Regions from separate parts of the Homo sapiens genome. Here region 1 is linked to region 2. A link is a loop called in an ENCODE intact Hi-C map of the cell type or tissue named here. Cell type or tissue: IMR-90. All regions are shown on one strand. Links, peaks and the distances in the headings refer to the core of each region. The heading gives the core; the rest is flanking DNA.

What was found. A loop is a pair of places that touch in the nucleus more often than their neighbours do. Peaks named below come from ENCODE experiments on the same cell type or tissue, not always from the same donor. Only the 100,000 strongest peaks of a DNase experiment are listed, where the experiment ranks them.
Region 1: it touches region 2 in a loop (3-fold over the local background); 3 of 110 quality-filtered maps call a loop at or near these places.

Annotation. Positions count from the first base shown.
Region 1 is chr2:223,303,201-223,311,548 of GRCh38, reverse strand. No RefSeq gene overlaps it. Among named protein-coding and RNA genes, the nearest start is that of KCNE4, 260 kb to the right of the region's middle. In IMR-90, for the core only: a CTCF peak has its summit at 4,978 (motif pointing left); no DNase peak of the experiment used is centred there.
Region 2 is chr2:223,598,873-223,607,220 of GRCh38, reverse strand. It overlaps SCG2 (secretogranin II), which reads left to right and starts at 4,860. Exons shown (of 2, transcript NM_003469.5): 1 at 4,860-4,936; 2 at 7,925-8,348. The coding sequence starts at 7,939. In IMR-90, for the core only: a CTCF peak has its summit at 4,655; DNase peaks (open chromatin) are centred at 4,040, 4,800, 7,740 and 8,040; H3K27ac peaks cover 612 bases.

The DNA of each region.
Region 1 (8,348 bases), core at 125-8,124, 300 kb after region 2:
GCTCATACCTTGCCTATTACACATGTCTAGTGAATGAAAGTTTATAATAAAAGATGGATGGTTTAATTTTCCTACTTTTAGCGTATTTGCAAATGTAGAAAATCAAACTTATTTTTGGCAAATGCACCCAAGGGTCACATTGAATAATAACATCTAATATAGACTTTCAAGTTAGTGTAGGTTTTTTTTTAAAATGATTTCTTCAAATAGCAGATTAAGAAAATAAAACCATTACAGAGTTAAACTGATATGTGATTTCCCCCTTTCACACCGCTGACATCTTGCATCCACAAAACAAAAACAATCTTCCTTTAGATGTACCAGTGAATTTGGAAAACATTTTTTATACTCACAAGAGGGTCACGTATAGCAAGACTAATTGATAAAGCATAACTTAGATGTTAACTCATTAGGGAACATTTGCAGCACATCCGCTGCCAAGGGGATGCCTTTAGGATGTTGGATCAGAGAAACTATTGAACTCTCCAATTTAACCAGGAGGCGTAATAGCTCTGGGACAATTCCTGCTTTGCAAACAAGATGGTAACAAAGAATGTATTGAATTTTGTGAAATCTGTAAGAAATATCCATTCAAGTAAGCAATGTTTGGCAAAAACTCTCAGTCTTGGCCAGACAATTATATGTGTCAGAGATGGTTGAAAACCCAAGTTTATACAAGGTAAATGCTAGTGTCCAAAACAAGACTGTCTTCCCTCTCAGTGCTAATGAAAAACCTTTTGTATAGTAAATATTTTTTCCTATGCCTATTAGAATCTCACAAATATTTATGATCAATTCCTTTGGCTTTTTAAAACAAAATAACAATGTTTATTTCAGAGCTCTAGAACCTTATATGGGTTGATATAAAAACATTTGATCAGGCAGGTCTTGGAACATGCTTTCAGTAATCAAGACATCCAATTTAGTTCTTCAATGCCAATAGTTCTAAGATAGAACTGTAGAAAAGTCAAATTACAATTTGTAATTTCTCACCCAACTTTGTATGTTTCTAGGTCTAAAGAGTAAAAATTCAGTGTAAGGAGGAACTGTTCCAGATGATATTAGCCCTGTCCTGGGTGATCCTTCAAACCTGGAAATACCAGGTAGATTCTGGAATAAACCAAATGGCACACTGAGGTGGGCAAATTTAGCTGCCCAGTTCAGCACCATCAGCCAGAACAAGACAAGGCTCCTCTGGTTTGATCTGGGCTAGAACCTCAGGAGTTGCATCAGCAGTTAAACCTCCATGTAAGTAAGGTAGAGTTTCAGCTCTTTTGAATTCTCAGTGTCAGCTCATACTGTGGGCACTGTGTATGGCAGATACCTTCTGGTTCTTATTACTTTGAAATCTCTAGGATTTAAACATATACAGAGCTATCGAATTCAGGAAATACAGATTATTCTCAATGGCAAAGTTGTCCAGTGGTCTTCCACACACACACACCTGTGAATATCTGTGAGCATGTGTCTTAAGCTTGTGTTTCATTCAGACTTGTTTTTCCCCATTTGTAACCTCTGGGTCCCAAGCAGCTCACCGTTATGAGCTGCATTGGTGTTCCCTTGTTGGACTGGCTTCTGGCTAGGTGTGACTCCCAATAGGAGGGAGATCTTAAAGCAGAGAAAAGGGGAATTGAGTACCCCGACCCCATTTCAGCACTGTGGTTCCCTCCTCCACAGCTCTCACACCTTCTGGGCTCTGGGGATACTATTTGCTCCTCTTGGCCCTCAGGCCTATGGATGGTAACGGCCTCCCTCTGTTTCCAGCCTCTGAGCACTTAATCATTCTTTTTTTCAGTCGTTTATTCTTACCCTCATGTCTTAAGTAATACCTGAATGTATTCTCTTCAGTTGAATTATCTGAATAGAATGTTTTTTCCTGCTAGGAAAAATGCAAACCTCGGTAGATTATTTCATTTTATGCAAAGGTCATGAAATCAAATGCCTATGTGGACTAAACAGGAACCACAACTACATGACACAGCCAAAGATGACATAATAGAAAATGGTGGGATTTATGAAAATGGGAAGGTATATACCTTCTTTTCTTTTTTTTAAACGGAGTCTCACTCTGTGGCCCAGACTGGAAAGCAATGGCGCGATCTTGGCTCACTGCAACCTCCGCCTCCTGGGTTCAAGCAATTCTCCTGCCTCAGCCTCCTGAGTAGCTGGGATTACAGGCGCCCACCACCGCACCTGGCTAATTTTTGTATTTTTAGTAGAGACGGGGTTTCACCATGTTGGCCAGGCTGGTCTTGAACTCCTGACCTCAGGTGATCCACCCGCCTCAGCCTCCAGAAGTGCTGGGATTACAGGCATGAGCCACCATGCCCAGCCAGATACATGCCTTCTAAATCCATTCCTATTCAACTTTTTTTCTACAAGAATATAAACCTGAAGGTAGTCTGGGCGCAATGGCTCACACCTGTAATCCCAGCACTTTGGGAGGCCCAGGCAGGTGGATCACAAGGTCAGGAGTTCAAGACCAGTCTGGCCAAGATGGTGAAACCCCGTTTCTACTAAAAATACAAAAATTAGCCAGGCGTGGTGGTGGGCACCTGTAATCCTAGCTACTCAGGAGGCTGAGACAGAGAATTGCTTGAACCCGGGAGGCAGAGGTTGCAGTGAGCTGAGATTGCACCACTGCACTATAGTCTGGGCGACAGAGTGAGACTCCATCTCAAAAAAAGAAAAAAAAACTGAAGGTAGCCAACTAGAGATCACTGAATCGGGACATGAAAAGCCACGTAAGGGATTTGGTCTCATATCAATATAGAGTTTCTGAAGACCAAGATTATCTAGAACATGGAGTGGTTTAGGATTAGTTCACCAATAAAACCAAATTCTAGCTTAGTTAATATTGGCATTTTCCATGCTATAATTCTTGGTATATAAAACATGAACTAATTTTAGGCTGGAGAAGGAACACTAGAAAGAAAATATGTGTCGAAGGACTGACATATCAGTCTTTTGTAATGTGACTACCAAAACTGTTTCAAATCACTCTCATACACACTTATCTCATAAGCATAATGATTATTTCAGATTCCTAAGAAAAGGAGACCTTTGATGATCTACTGTAGTTAATCACCAAACTAAAAATAATACACTAATTTTCTAGTAGTAGCTTGTATTAAAGAGACACAAAGTGATGGAGCATGGCTCTTTAATACGAGCTACTATTGGATAATTAATTTATTCTTAATTAAAATATTAATCAATAAAAATGAAAATACAAGGTATTTTCAGGTTAATTCCTGAAGTCTGGGCAGATGGCTGCACTGAACTCGCTCAATAGCAGCATCACGTTCCAACATCCTTGGAATCTATTGATGTGGTTTGCTGCAGGTCAGTTGGATTTAGGCCAGATACATAGCTGATATCCATTGGAAGAGCTCCTATGATAGGCTTTGTGGGGCCAAGGCAAGCACTGTACCCATCCATCAATATTTCTCTTTCTAGTGCATCATGTCCATCCTCACACAAAGATTATTGTAATATCTTCCATCTTAAAAACAACTTCCATGACCTGAAAATTTCCTTTAATTACTGGACCGAATCTCTGCTCCCTTTCATAACAAAAATTTCTCAAAAAAAGTCTATATGATGGCACCATTCTCCTTCACTTCTCTTTGAACCATCTCTAATCAAAGATTTATCCCCACTGCTCTCAGGCTTGGCCAGACAATTATATGTGTCAGAGGACAGTTGAAAACCCGAGTTTATATAAGGGAAATGCGGGAGTCCAAAAAAAGACGCTCTTCCTTCTCAGTGCTAGTAAGAAACCTTTTGTTTCTGGTAAATAATTTTTTCTATGCCTATTACAATCTCATAAATATTTATGATCAATCTCTTTGTTTATTTAAACACAATAACAATGTTTATATCAGAGATCTAGAACTTTATATGGCTTGATATAAAAACATTTGGTCAGACAGGTCTTGGAACATAATTTCAGTAATCAAGACATCCAATTTAGTTCCTCGATCTCAATAGTTCCAAGATAGAAGTGTATGAAAAGACAAATTACAGTTTGTAATTTCTCACCCAACTTTGCATGTGTTGTCACTGAAATTACTCCTGTCAAGTTTACTAATGACACCCACACCACCAAATCCAATGGTCAGTTTTCTGGTTTTTACTTTATTTCACCTAGAAGCAGCCATTTAGTCACTGATACAGTTCATCTGTATCTCCTATCTTTACTTAGTTTCTGGGTTTCTTTCCACCTCACTGTGTGTACTCCCTGAGTCTCCTTTGCTAGATCTTACTCATTTTCTTAATTTCCACCTGTTGGGGTGCCTTAGAAACTTCTTCTCTGTCTTTAGTCATTCTCTACATAATTTTATCCAGTTGCATGGCTTTAAATATTATCAAGATTCTCCCAATCAGCTAATTTCAACTCCAAACACTCTCTGTAACTAACTCATATCCATCTCCACTTGAACATCTAATAAACATCTTAAAATCAACTTGACAAAAGCAGAGTTCCTGATTGTCCACCCCCAAAAATCCCATTCCGTCTCAGCATTCCCCATCTCAGTAGTTGGCATATTCATTCACTCACTGGTTCAAGCCCCAGATCTTAAAGACATCATTCTCTCTCTCACACTCTACACAAATTTTATTTTGTTCATTGTTATATCATCAGTATCTACAATATAGCCTGACAAGTTTTAGTAGCATCATAATGACTGCTCTCTAGTTTCTGAATATATCATTTCTACTATGTATCCACAGGTAATTCTGCTCTCTTTGATTCTGATATGGGTTGGCTGTGTCCCCACCCAAATCTCATCCTGATTTGTAGTTAGCATAATCTCCAAGTGTGGGGGGAGGGACCTGGAGGGAGATAATTGAATCATGGGGTCAGTTATCCTCATGCTGTTTTGGTGATAGTGAGTGAGCTCTCTGAGATCTGATGGTTTTACAGTGGGTTTTCCCCCTTTACGCAGCACTTCTCCTTGCTGCCACCATGTGGAGAAGGATGTGTTTGCCTCCCCTTTCACCATGATTGTAAGTTTCCTGAGGCCTCCCCCCAGCCATGCGGCATTGCGAGCCAATTAAACCTCTTTCTTTTATAAATTACCCATTCTCAGGCAGTTCTTTATAGCAGCATGAGAATGGACTAATACAGAGCTTATTCAGATTATCTGTAAAATGAGAGTAGTACCTGTCTGTATTGGTAGCATATCTCTTGGTTACAAGTAATAGGTAACAAATCAACAAGTTTAAGGAAAAAAAAAAGATGCATTTACTGGAAGGATACAGTATCTCATGAACCAATATCAGTTTAAGGCTGAAAACAGGAACTTGAAGCCATCAGAAGACAAGTCTTCATCTTTGTGTCTCAACTGTGCTTCTCTACACTGATCTGCTGCAATCTTTTCCCTCTGCAGAACCACTTCTCTGCTTCTCTTTTACTCAAGGAACTAGTCAAGAATGCCATCTTTATACCAAATATAAATTAGTAGGATGCAAAATTTAATTGCCATCCATTCAAGTTGTGATCCATTTTTCATTCGTTCAGTCATTTGAGTCAAAGGAACAGCTTCATGCAATAAAAATGTAACCATGGTGTTAAATTGTACTTCAAAGCTACAAGCAGAAAGCAATTTTATTCTATCTCACCACTGCTGCCTTAATCCCACTCCATGAATCATTGCTTCCCACCTGGGAGAAAACTGGAGAAAATTTCATGTCTTTTCTGATGACTTACAGATATTAAAATGTTCAGTGTAATTTAATATCAAACTCTAAAACTCACTTCTAATTTAAAATTTCTCCATTCTCTCTTCCTATCTTCCCTTACTTTCTTGTCCTTTAGCTGCTGTTTCTTGTTCCTCCTTAGTCAGCTGCAGAGGTGAAGAAGAATTAGTGGGAAAGAGAAGAATCTTCTTGACATTACAATCTGACTTTGGAAGTGGTAGGTGTCTACTCTCAAAGAGTGCTTTTTGGGTTCTTTGATGATCCAACCTCACAGGAAAACTACCCCAGCACAGGAACTATCTATAGTCTCTCCCTCAAACCCTGGTTCCCAGCAGTGCAGCCATCTAGATAGGCCTCTGTATTAGTCAGGGTTCTCCAGAGTAGGAGATATATATGTGGGTGGGTGAATAGATAGATAGATAGATAGATAGATAGATAGATAGATAGATAGATAGATAATAGACAGATAGATGGCTTTATTGTAAGGAATTGTCTCACATGATTATGGAGGCTAAGTTCCAAGACCTGCAGTCAGCAGAGCAAATGGTGTAAGATTCAGTTAGAAGACTGGCAGGCTCAAGACCCAAGAAGAGCCAATTTTTCAGTTTGAGTCTAAAGGCAAGCAAACACCAATGTCCAATTCCAGCAGTTAGGCTGAAGGAGTTCCCTCTTATTTAGCGTTTTTGTTCTATTTGGGTCTTCAACTGGTTGGATGAAGCCCACTCACACTGGGGAGGGACATCTTCTTTACTCAGTCTACAAAATCAAATGGTAACACTTTCACAGATACATCAAGAATAATGTTTGACCAAATGTCTGGGCACCCTGTGGCCCAGTCAAGTTGACACATAAAATCAATCATCATAGCCTCTTAGGTGGAGGCTCCTTTAAGATAATTACAGTCCTGCTATTATCATTGATCCATTGGTTTGAAGGAAAATCCTACATTCTTAGCTTGCCACTGATACATGTTGCTGTGGTTTAAATATTTGTCCCTTTAAAACGATGTTGACATTTAAATCCCCAATGTGACAGTATTAAAAAGGGAGAACTTTATGAGGTGATTGGGTCATGAAGGCTCTGCCCTCATGAATGGATTAATCCATTCATAGATTAATGGATAATTGGATTGTCATGGAAGTGGGACTCGTGGCTTTACAGAAAAATGAAAAGACACTTGAGAAGCACGCTCTGCTCCCTTGCCATATGATGCCCTGTACCACCTTGGGACTCTGCAGAGAGTCTCCACCAGTAAGCAGGTCCTCAACAGATGTGCCCCACACAACCTTGGACTTCTCAGCCTTCACACGTGTAAGAAATAAATTCCTTTTTAAAAATAAATTACTCAGTTTTAGATATTCTGTTATAAGCAACAGAAAATGAACTAATGCATATGTGCAACTTAATTTACACCCAGAGAATCCCTTCCTACATGCTCTGCTATCAAAGCAGTTCCAGCTAGCCTCTCATGCTCAGACATCTGAAGATGAAGTCAAGCAGCTGTCCTTGTATCTAGCCCTGGAGACACACCTGTTTCTCCAAGTGGTTCCATAAGTGTGCCCTTCATCTGGGGAGCAGAGAGTGTTTCAATAAGAACTCTCTTCAAAGGGGTTTCCACCATTAATCTCCCCCCTAAATAAGTTCTTCATTTTAAGAAAATAATACCTGGGGCTAAAATATGGGAGTTGCAGAACCAGTTTCAGGCTACCCCCTTGATAATGCTTCACTGGTGACCTGGCACTGTATTTTAGAATGTGGAAATTAGCTTGGTACTATTGTTCTCTGCTTTGGGTCTCCAGATGAAACTTCTAAAGCATGCTTCAGACATAGCTTTCCCTTTAGAGTAGAAGTGCCATTATTAGAGAAAGAGAATTGTGAGTTACTTATAAATTCACTCTAAATTTATTTTCACACCTTTCTGCTTATATTATTGAGTTCCTATGAGGATCCAATTGGACAACTGGTGTGAAAACTGTAAAACAGAATACACATGTTTTAATCAAGTTCAAAACTAGTTTCCCAGTTCTAAAGGTACATTTAAGGGTAATCTTTTCCCTTTAAGTGAGCCCTTCATTACAGAGAATAAATAGATACAACATAAGAGAACAAAAGAGGACAGTCTCCTAAGGCTACTTCTGCCACCCCAGAATTTGGGGAGCAGCGGAATTATAATTCTCACCACTCCAGGCACGAAATATTCAGGATCATGGAGAGAAATGGAGGCTTCTTGGTATTACTCCAGCTGCTTGTGTGTTCAGCAAAGGTAGGAGCAATGTCATAGACTAAACTTAGGCCCTATAACCCCAGGCTGCTGCCTCAGGAATGAACCCGCTTTTCTTCCCTTTATGGGATAACTGAGTGTAAGCTTAGCACTTATCAAGGGTGGCTACACACATATAAGCCAAGAAACCCAATGACCCTTCCATTTTACCTCACCATAACCAATTACACCATTACAATTCAGTTATGATATTTTCATTGATATTTCAATTACTGCACTGTAGTAAAGTTCTACCACATTCCTGATAACATAAGTTTACAAGCTCTATGGAAGTTAGGAGACAACCTGGTGACTAAAGGAATAAACTCTCAGTCCACAGTAGCTTTTTCTTGGAAATCTACATTTCAAAAAGGAAGATTAT
Region 2 (8,348 bases), core at 89-8,088:
TGCTAGCAGTGCATGCAATGCAAATGAATAAAGTCAGTGCATTTGCATAAGGATGCTACTGTAAGAGGATTAAAAAATTCCAAGAGAAAATGTGTGAAGCTTTGGTAGCAGGAATGAGAAAACTTTAATTCAACTCGATTCACAAACATATTTTTGGCATGAGGGTACAATAATAGAAAGCAGAGTTTCTACCTCCTAGAACCTAGTGGATTTTGTCTGGGAAACTGTGCAGTCACATTATTAAATAAAGTATACCCTGTTTCTGACTTGTGTGTTCTCCAAACAGCAATTTGGCAGGCCCTGCCTTTGCAAGGGAAGGGGAAAAATATTTCACTCTTCTTTGACACTGAGTTAAAAAACAGTCATTTGTTAATAAAGCGCACTACAACTAAGAGAATGGAATTTAAATTTTGGAAGCAAAAGATAAAGGTGGTAAAGAGTAAACAAGGAGCGTAAAGAAAAAAAAGTAAAAAGAAGAGAAGGCAGGCAGGCAGGTGAGGACTGAGCAAGGACAAGTAGCCAAGGCCCTGAGGGGCCGGGGTAGACACTATACCCTCCTTGCTGGCACAGTCAGGTGAACGCTGGAGGACCTCAGCTGAAGCGTGCTGCATCTGGACTCCACCGTGAGAGTCTGATCTTCCATGGGAGGGAAGGGCAGGCAGGGAGGCAGTTAGAGACAGGGAAGAAGCAGACAAGAGAAAAAGGAGAAACAAGACACATTGGCCTTCTGGATCTCAATTGCTTCCATATAAATTGAAACAAAATGAGAAGTGTAATGGAGTGTAAGAGCGAGAAGTTTCAAATGAAAAGATTACTAAGGTAGAGGATTGCTTGTATGAATGATAGAAATCAAAATCTTGTCTAGATAAAATATGAAATTGAATAACAAAGAATAAAATGACCAAGATTTAAGAAAATCCGGTCATAAAAACAAACTCATCTGTTCTAATTACTTAACGTTAAATTGTGAATGATTAACTTGAAATTAACAGCACCCTGGTGAGGATGCAAGCTAATTTTCTAAAAATCCATTTTCATACATAGTACATAATTATTCTGAAAACGTTCACAATATAGAGATTCGTTTCTTGGCGGTGATGATAGTTGGCAATTTAGATCTAACAAGAAAATTAAAATTTTGTAAGGCATGCTTAAATAATTCCTTGAAACAGGTTCAGTGATACAAAGATTTATAGGTTATTTTAATGTTTTATACATGCTCTAAAATATTTTATGTCAACAAACTATTGATATATATATATGTGTGTGTACATATACGTGTGTGTATATATATATATATATATATATCATTTTAAATTCTTCTCCAAATACATTTCTATTTGAGAAATAGCTCCCTTTAGAACAAATAACTACTGGCAAAAAATTAGTGACTTTTGGAAATATGTTAAATATAACACATTGAAAAATCTATAAAAACAAAAAAAATTGATGTTGGCAATGTTATGGAGAAAAAGGAATGCTTATACACTGTTGGTGGGAGTGTAAATTAGTTCAGCCATTGTGGAAGACAGTGTGGTGATTCCTCAAAGATGTAAACTACCATTCAACCCAGCAATTCCATTATTGGTTATATACCCAAAGGAATACAAATTGTTCTATTATAAAGACACATGCATGTGTATGTTCATTGCAGCACTATTCACAATAGCAAAGATGTGGAATCAACCTAAATGCCCATCAATTACAGACTGGATAAAGAAAATGTGGCACATATACATCATAGAATACTATGCAGCCAAAAAAAGAATGAGATCATGTCCTTTGCAGGGACATGGATAGAGGCGGAGGCCATTATCTTTAAAAAACTAATGCAGGAAGAGAAAACAAAATACCATATGTTCTCACTTGTAAGTGGGAGCTAAATGATGAGAATACATGAACACAAAGAGGGGAACGACACAGCCTATCAGAGTGTGGATGGTGGGAGGAGGGAGAGGATCAGGAAAAATAACTAATGGGTAGTAGGCTTAATACCTGGGTGATGAAATAATCTGTACAACAAACTTCCATGACAGAAGTTTACCTATGTAACAAACCTGCACATGTACCCCTGAACTTGAAAGTTAAAAAATATGTTTGGGGAGTTTGATTTTGAAAAAACAGGCTGGTGAATAGAATTTTCCTAATTCAGCAACTGTTCTCTTATTTGGAAGATGTATGCCCCATAGCATCAAGGCTGTGATCTAATGTTTATTCTTGCTTTCCATTGGTGCTGCCCCAAATAGAAGTCCCGGCCTATGCCTTTGCTTTTCTTAGACCAGGAAAAGCAACTGGACAACTGGGGGTTTTTGTCAAAGAAACTAAATTCTGGACTTGGGTCTTTAATGATTAAATCCATCCCATATTTATTTCTGTATTTCCATCTCTAGCAGTGTCTGAATCATAGTTTTTATTGTAGAAATATCATAGAATGGACTTAAATACAAATTCTAGCTCTACCAATTATAAGTCAAAATAGTGGGCAACTTACTTATTTCTGAGCTTTAGTTTCTTCATCTGTAAAATGGAGATAAAAATACCTACTTGTTATAGTTGTCCGGAGGATTAAATTAGGTTCCAAGTACAGTGCTTGGATCATAACAGAACTCAGTAAGTGAGAGGTATTTATCATAGTCTCATAAGATAGGCAGAAATTCAATAGCCCACAATGGCTTATTGTTCTACCCACATCTTGAGCCTAGTGGAGCCAATCCATCCCAGCAACAGCCTCCTGGCATCTCACATCTACTTGGAGATTTTGAATGAGGTTTTGCATGTCTTTTGGATGATTGAAGATATTTCCAGGCAAGATGTTGACTCTGGGGCTTTAGAAGAACCGTAGCTTCTGGTTCTTGCCAAAAAGTTTAGTTCCACATAAATGAATTAGCCTAGTCAGGATGACTTTCTGGAGGGCTTTTGAGACCTATGCTGAACAAACTCAACATTTTAAGAATAATTGCAGAGTTTTCTAAAGCTGCGTTGATACTGGTTAGTTGAACTGGTCACACAGAACTGCTGGACAGAAAATTAGGTCAAACTTGGAGCAGCTAGCCAGGGCTTTGTTAAGATTTAAGGCAATCTTAGCTAAGGATGTCAGTGAATGAGCTGGTGTCATTGAGATGATGCTTGAGAAATGGGTCATATTTAGGTCTCTTCAACCCAGCATTTGATCATGCCCTAAAAAACCACTATGAGGCAAAATTTGTTGGATGAATTGGACATATAACCCCAGTCTGAGTGTATATGAATTCATATCAATCCACAAATGATGATCTCCTAGTCGTTTAGGAAAACCAAATAGGGAGAATCGAGGCACATTTTTCCAAGATTTTTTCTGTAAGACTTTAAGCCATTTCCTATTTTTTCGAGGAATTCAAAAGTACTAACATAGTTAGAAATCCTTGTAAGAAAACCTGATAGTGAGAAATCTCAGCTTAGGCCTTTTATTCCAGGACATTGTTTCCCCCTGAATTTCTAGGTTGAACCCATTGGCTATCCAAATGGTCCAAACACTGCTAGCTAACCTCTCTATTGATGCTTTCCAATTTATATGAAAATTATGTGTTTATTTGCATGTCATCCCCATTAGCTGAAAGGCTCATCAAAGGCAAAAAAATCACTTATTTTTGTATTAGTTAACAATTGTGCATTTAGCAATGTATCTGGCACCTAGTAGGTATTACAATTTATTGAGTCAGTGGCTGATTGTTCATTTAGCAGAAACACATGGGATCTCTTATATGGCAAGATTCTGTTGCATTCTTAAAGTATATGTCAACATATACAGTTTTTAGAAACTCATATCTTTAATAAAATAAAGTTTAAAATTTATATCCATATAAATTATTGAAATATATAATCAGGTTATCTGGTAAGGCAGAGGAATGATTATGAATTATAAATCTGAGAGGTTGAAAGTTAATTGCTGTATTATTCCCTGGATTGTTCACATTCATGGAAGGTATTCAACTCATCTGATTCAACAGGAGAAGGGAAATATTTATAGTACAACTTCCTTTCGATTGCAAATGAATTCTAGTTACGTATGTGTCACATTTTTCCCAAACAGTGAAAAGACTTTTTTTTTAAGTAGATGAAAGTATTTTCATCAGCACTCAACTTCTGAGCTTCCCTTTCTGAGATCAGATATTGTGAAAGACAGTAACAGAGATATAAAGAATTATTAGCTACTAAGCTTGAAGTCTGATAAATACCCATTTAAAAAACTATATAAGCTATTAAAGTTGGCTCTCATATAAAAGAGAGAGAACTCTCTGTTTTATTCAAATAAATATGATTTTAAAAGAATGATGGCTGTGGTCATGATAAGAAATATGGCCTTTCATATTTATAATGTGTCCTCCATTCATCTTGGTTATAACAGGAAATGGTAATGTAATTTCTTTGTGGGCAAAGATGAAAAAATAATCCTTGTCTGTAAAACTTTCTTACAACGACGACAACAATTACAACAGTGACACCAAGAAACTATTATAACAAGTTGCTAGAACATAGATGAGATTGTCTTGCAATTAGCCATGTCTGTCTGACACACATTTCTTTCTTTGTAAGAGAAATCGTGCAGAGCAGTTTATTCCGTCTCAAAGATTTTGATAAAAGAAAAAGGAAAACTGCAATTTTTGCCACAAAAAGACAGGTGGCGTAAGCATGCAACTTTTTTTTCTTTTCTTTTCTTTCTTTCTTTTTTTTTTTTTTTAAATATAAAGTGATTATTTTCTCTTGGTTCTTTGAAAAACCTCGCTTGTGCTGGGGTTTGTGGCTGAACCCGGTGACGTCAGTGTGGCAGTGCGGAGTCAGGCGCAGCGGCTCCCTATAAGCAGAGGAGCTGTCCGTGTGCTGAAACGGCCCGAGAAGCTCGCCCGGAGAACGGGGAGGAATATGCTGTGGAGCTCCTCTGCCATATAAACAAAAAGAGGTAAGGCTGCTTTTCTCTTTGATTTATTGGAAAGTTCCAAATTGCATGCTCTTCTTTTAATTCCTAGCTGAGAAGAAAAAGACTGTTTGGCAAGCTTATGTCGATAGGATAACTGAATAGCAACCTGCTGCTCATCAGCCAATGTAAGGACACTACATATGTGTATATACATGATCGGGTCTATGCTTTATACTACTTGATGTTGGATATTTACTAACCAGAATGTTACTTAGATAATCATATAAAAAAGAGTGAAAAAGTTAAGGATTTTAGTGTCAATACACAGATTAATGTAAAGTTAACCAAGCCCAATATCTTGTTTCTTTCCAAAATTTATTATTTCTGCCACTAAGAGCCAGATACGAAGCCAGGGGTATAATTTATATGTTTAATATTCTTAACAGTAGGTTTCCAATGATACAAAGGCTGTCAAGCATGTTAGTCATAAAGGCAACCCATTTTGGAACTAGGTTTTTTTTCTTTGATATTTATCTTACAAGAGCTCTGAATTAACTAACCACATAAAATTCTTTTCTGAACTTGTATATTTGAAAGAGCTTACATTATTATCTCCTAATTTTAGTTCTAAGATGTTAACTTAGGATTTTCCTGAACACTGGATTCTTCCTTTTTCCAGGGCAAAATATTATCTTGGGTTGTAATTTGGCTGTGACCATGAATTACAGAGAAATGATCATTTTGAATACATGATGAAAATACTCATAACTTTGTAAATTGTTATTGTTATTGCTATAATTTGATTTAAAGAGGATGTTCAATATGTTGCTAAAGATTTTGTCTGGGACAAGTATTTCATTTTTTCTGTATCCCAACTAGTTGAATTGCTTAAATTACATATAGTCACCTGCATGTGTCAATGCTCTAGCCTGAATTCAACAGAAAAGACATTTTAACTTGAGAGATTTTAATGATAGCTATCAGGGGAAAAATAATGTTCTAATTATTTGGATTTCAGAAAATTCAATTTTAAATCAAACCCCATATAGAATAGTAGAGCTGTTGAAACATCTTTACTACTTGAAAGAGCTGCTACCTGGGAAAAGAATCCTTTGGGTCTCACTCAAAGGCAATAACTATGTCATTCAAACTGAAGCTGAATAGTTAAGCAAAGGGTAGCACTTCTTAGGCTGTGGTTTAAACAACTGCAATGAGTAGTCTGCTTCAACTTTACAGCAAAGTGCAGTTCCAAGATAATGATTTTAAAGATGAGCATATAATCCACATGTTAAGACTATTTCAGTATTGTGGCTTCAAAAAAAATAAGTTCAGTAAGGTTTTTAAGATTATTATTTCAAATGCCAATGTTGAAAGTTGATTACCAAAGCTACATTAATCCTGAAATAATATAAACAAGAGTGCATAATGTATTTTTATTTGAACCTCATTATTTTATGAATAAAATTACTTATAGTAAACATGTATTTATAATAAATATTTTGGAAGTATCCTCTCAAATGCCTTTCAAGATGTTTCTTTCAATAAATTAAGTACTCTGGTAAACGTGAATCATTTAAATAGGTATATACGTATGCTAAAATGTTTTCATAACTAAGCCATTATTGGGCTCTAAAAAACTGGAAACAAAATCATCAATATGATCTTGTGAACAATGGTATTTTCTACAATTGATGTCTAAGCTAACAGAAAATTGTATACATATAACTTAGCTTATCTATCACAAAACCATGATCTGGTAAAGATATGAACAAACTTGTAAACTCCTCTTACATTCATTTTGTTTACAACAAAATAGCCAATATTAAAATAGTTTTTTCAATGTTAGCAATATTAAATGTAAAACACATAAAAACTAATCCTCTTCCTAATTCCTATGTAAGATTTTAAGGCATCGGAGGAAATAATGAATGGAGATTTTTAAGTAGGAAGAATTCAGCACATCATCTGTGTTTATTTGAATTGGGATTTACATAGTGGTTATTTTAAGATTTTTCTAAACAGTATGAGTGATTTAAGATTTCACAGGTCCATACCAAAATAGACACAGACAGAAGACAAACTGAATCTGAACACTCACAAGTTCAGAAATAGACTAGCTAAAAAAACTTATGTTCTCTCTGTAGCATCTGTTATTATTTACTATACACTCTGAAGGGCTGATGAAAAGTATAACCACAATTGCATTTTGCAAGACAGTCATAATATAAATTATTAGAAGAAATATGAAGCAAAGAGATTTTAAAACACTTTATTGGTTTAGCACGTTCACACAAAAAGAAACTTCATTGGTTTAGTCTACTGGCTGGAATCTGAGAAGACCCGTGTTCTGGAGGTTATTTATGGATCATTGGATTCGGTATCAGATTGAGAACAAGTTATTTCTGAAAAATATATCTGGATAGGACTCCCCAGAAGGTAATTCGGTATGATTGACATATAAAAGTATTACTTTGTCATATATGGTCATGTAACTGCAGCTGTGTTTCAGCAACAAAATTAGATGGACATTTCAGGAAATAAACCACATGTTTTTTGACACAACTTTAAGGACATAATTTGTGGGCGCGTATGTGTAAATGCATGTTTTAAATTAAGCCAACACATTATTTTGCCAATAGACTTCAATATATAAAATAATTAAAACATCTTGGGAAGTATTTGCTGCTTTATTATAGAGAAACAACATGTACTAAACATCAAACTACAAGTTCTGTAAATGAAAAAATAAAATTTAAGAAATCTCATATCAGTGTTTTTGCTGTTGTTTTAACTAAGAGAATGCTATGCAAGTTTTTGGTGAATGAGTAATAATTTTGCTAAAGATTCCTGTGGTTTGCTTGTGGGAATCATGTGGAAAATATTCATGAATTTTTAAAAAGAGTTATCCTAAGCTTAATGTGAAATAATATCTACTATGTTTTTTCCTCACCTCAATGATCAATTATTTCTTTTGCTATAGTGTCTTCTAGTTTGTTTCATTTGTGTAACTCATATTTTTTATGTTTTAAGGAAATCTTTCAAACATGGCTGAAGCAAAGACCCACTGGCTTGGAGCAGCCCTGTCTCTTATCCCTTTAATTTTCCTCATCTCTGGGGCTGAAGCAGCTTCATTTCAGAGAAACCAGCTGCTTCAGAAAGAACCAGACCTCAGGTTGGAAAATGTCCAAAAGTTTCCCAGTCCTGAAATGATCAGGGCTTTGGAGTACATAGAAAACCTCCGACAACAAGCTCATAAGGAAGAAAGCAGCCCAGATTATAATCCCTACCAAGGTGTCTCTGTCCCCCTTCAGCAAAAAGAAAATGGCGATGAAAGCCACTTGCCCGAGAGGGATTCACTGAGTGAAGAAGACTGGATGAGAATAATACTCGAAGCTTTGAGACAGGCTGAAAATGAGCCTCAGTCTGCACCAAAAGAAAATAAGCCCTATGCCTT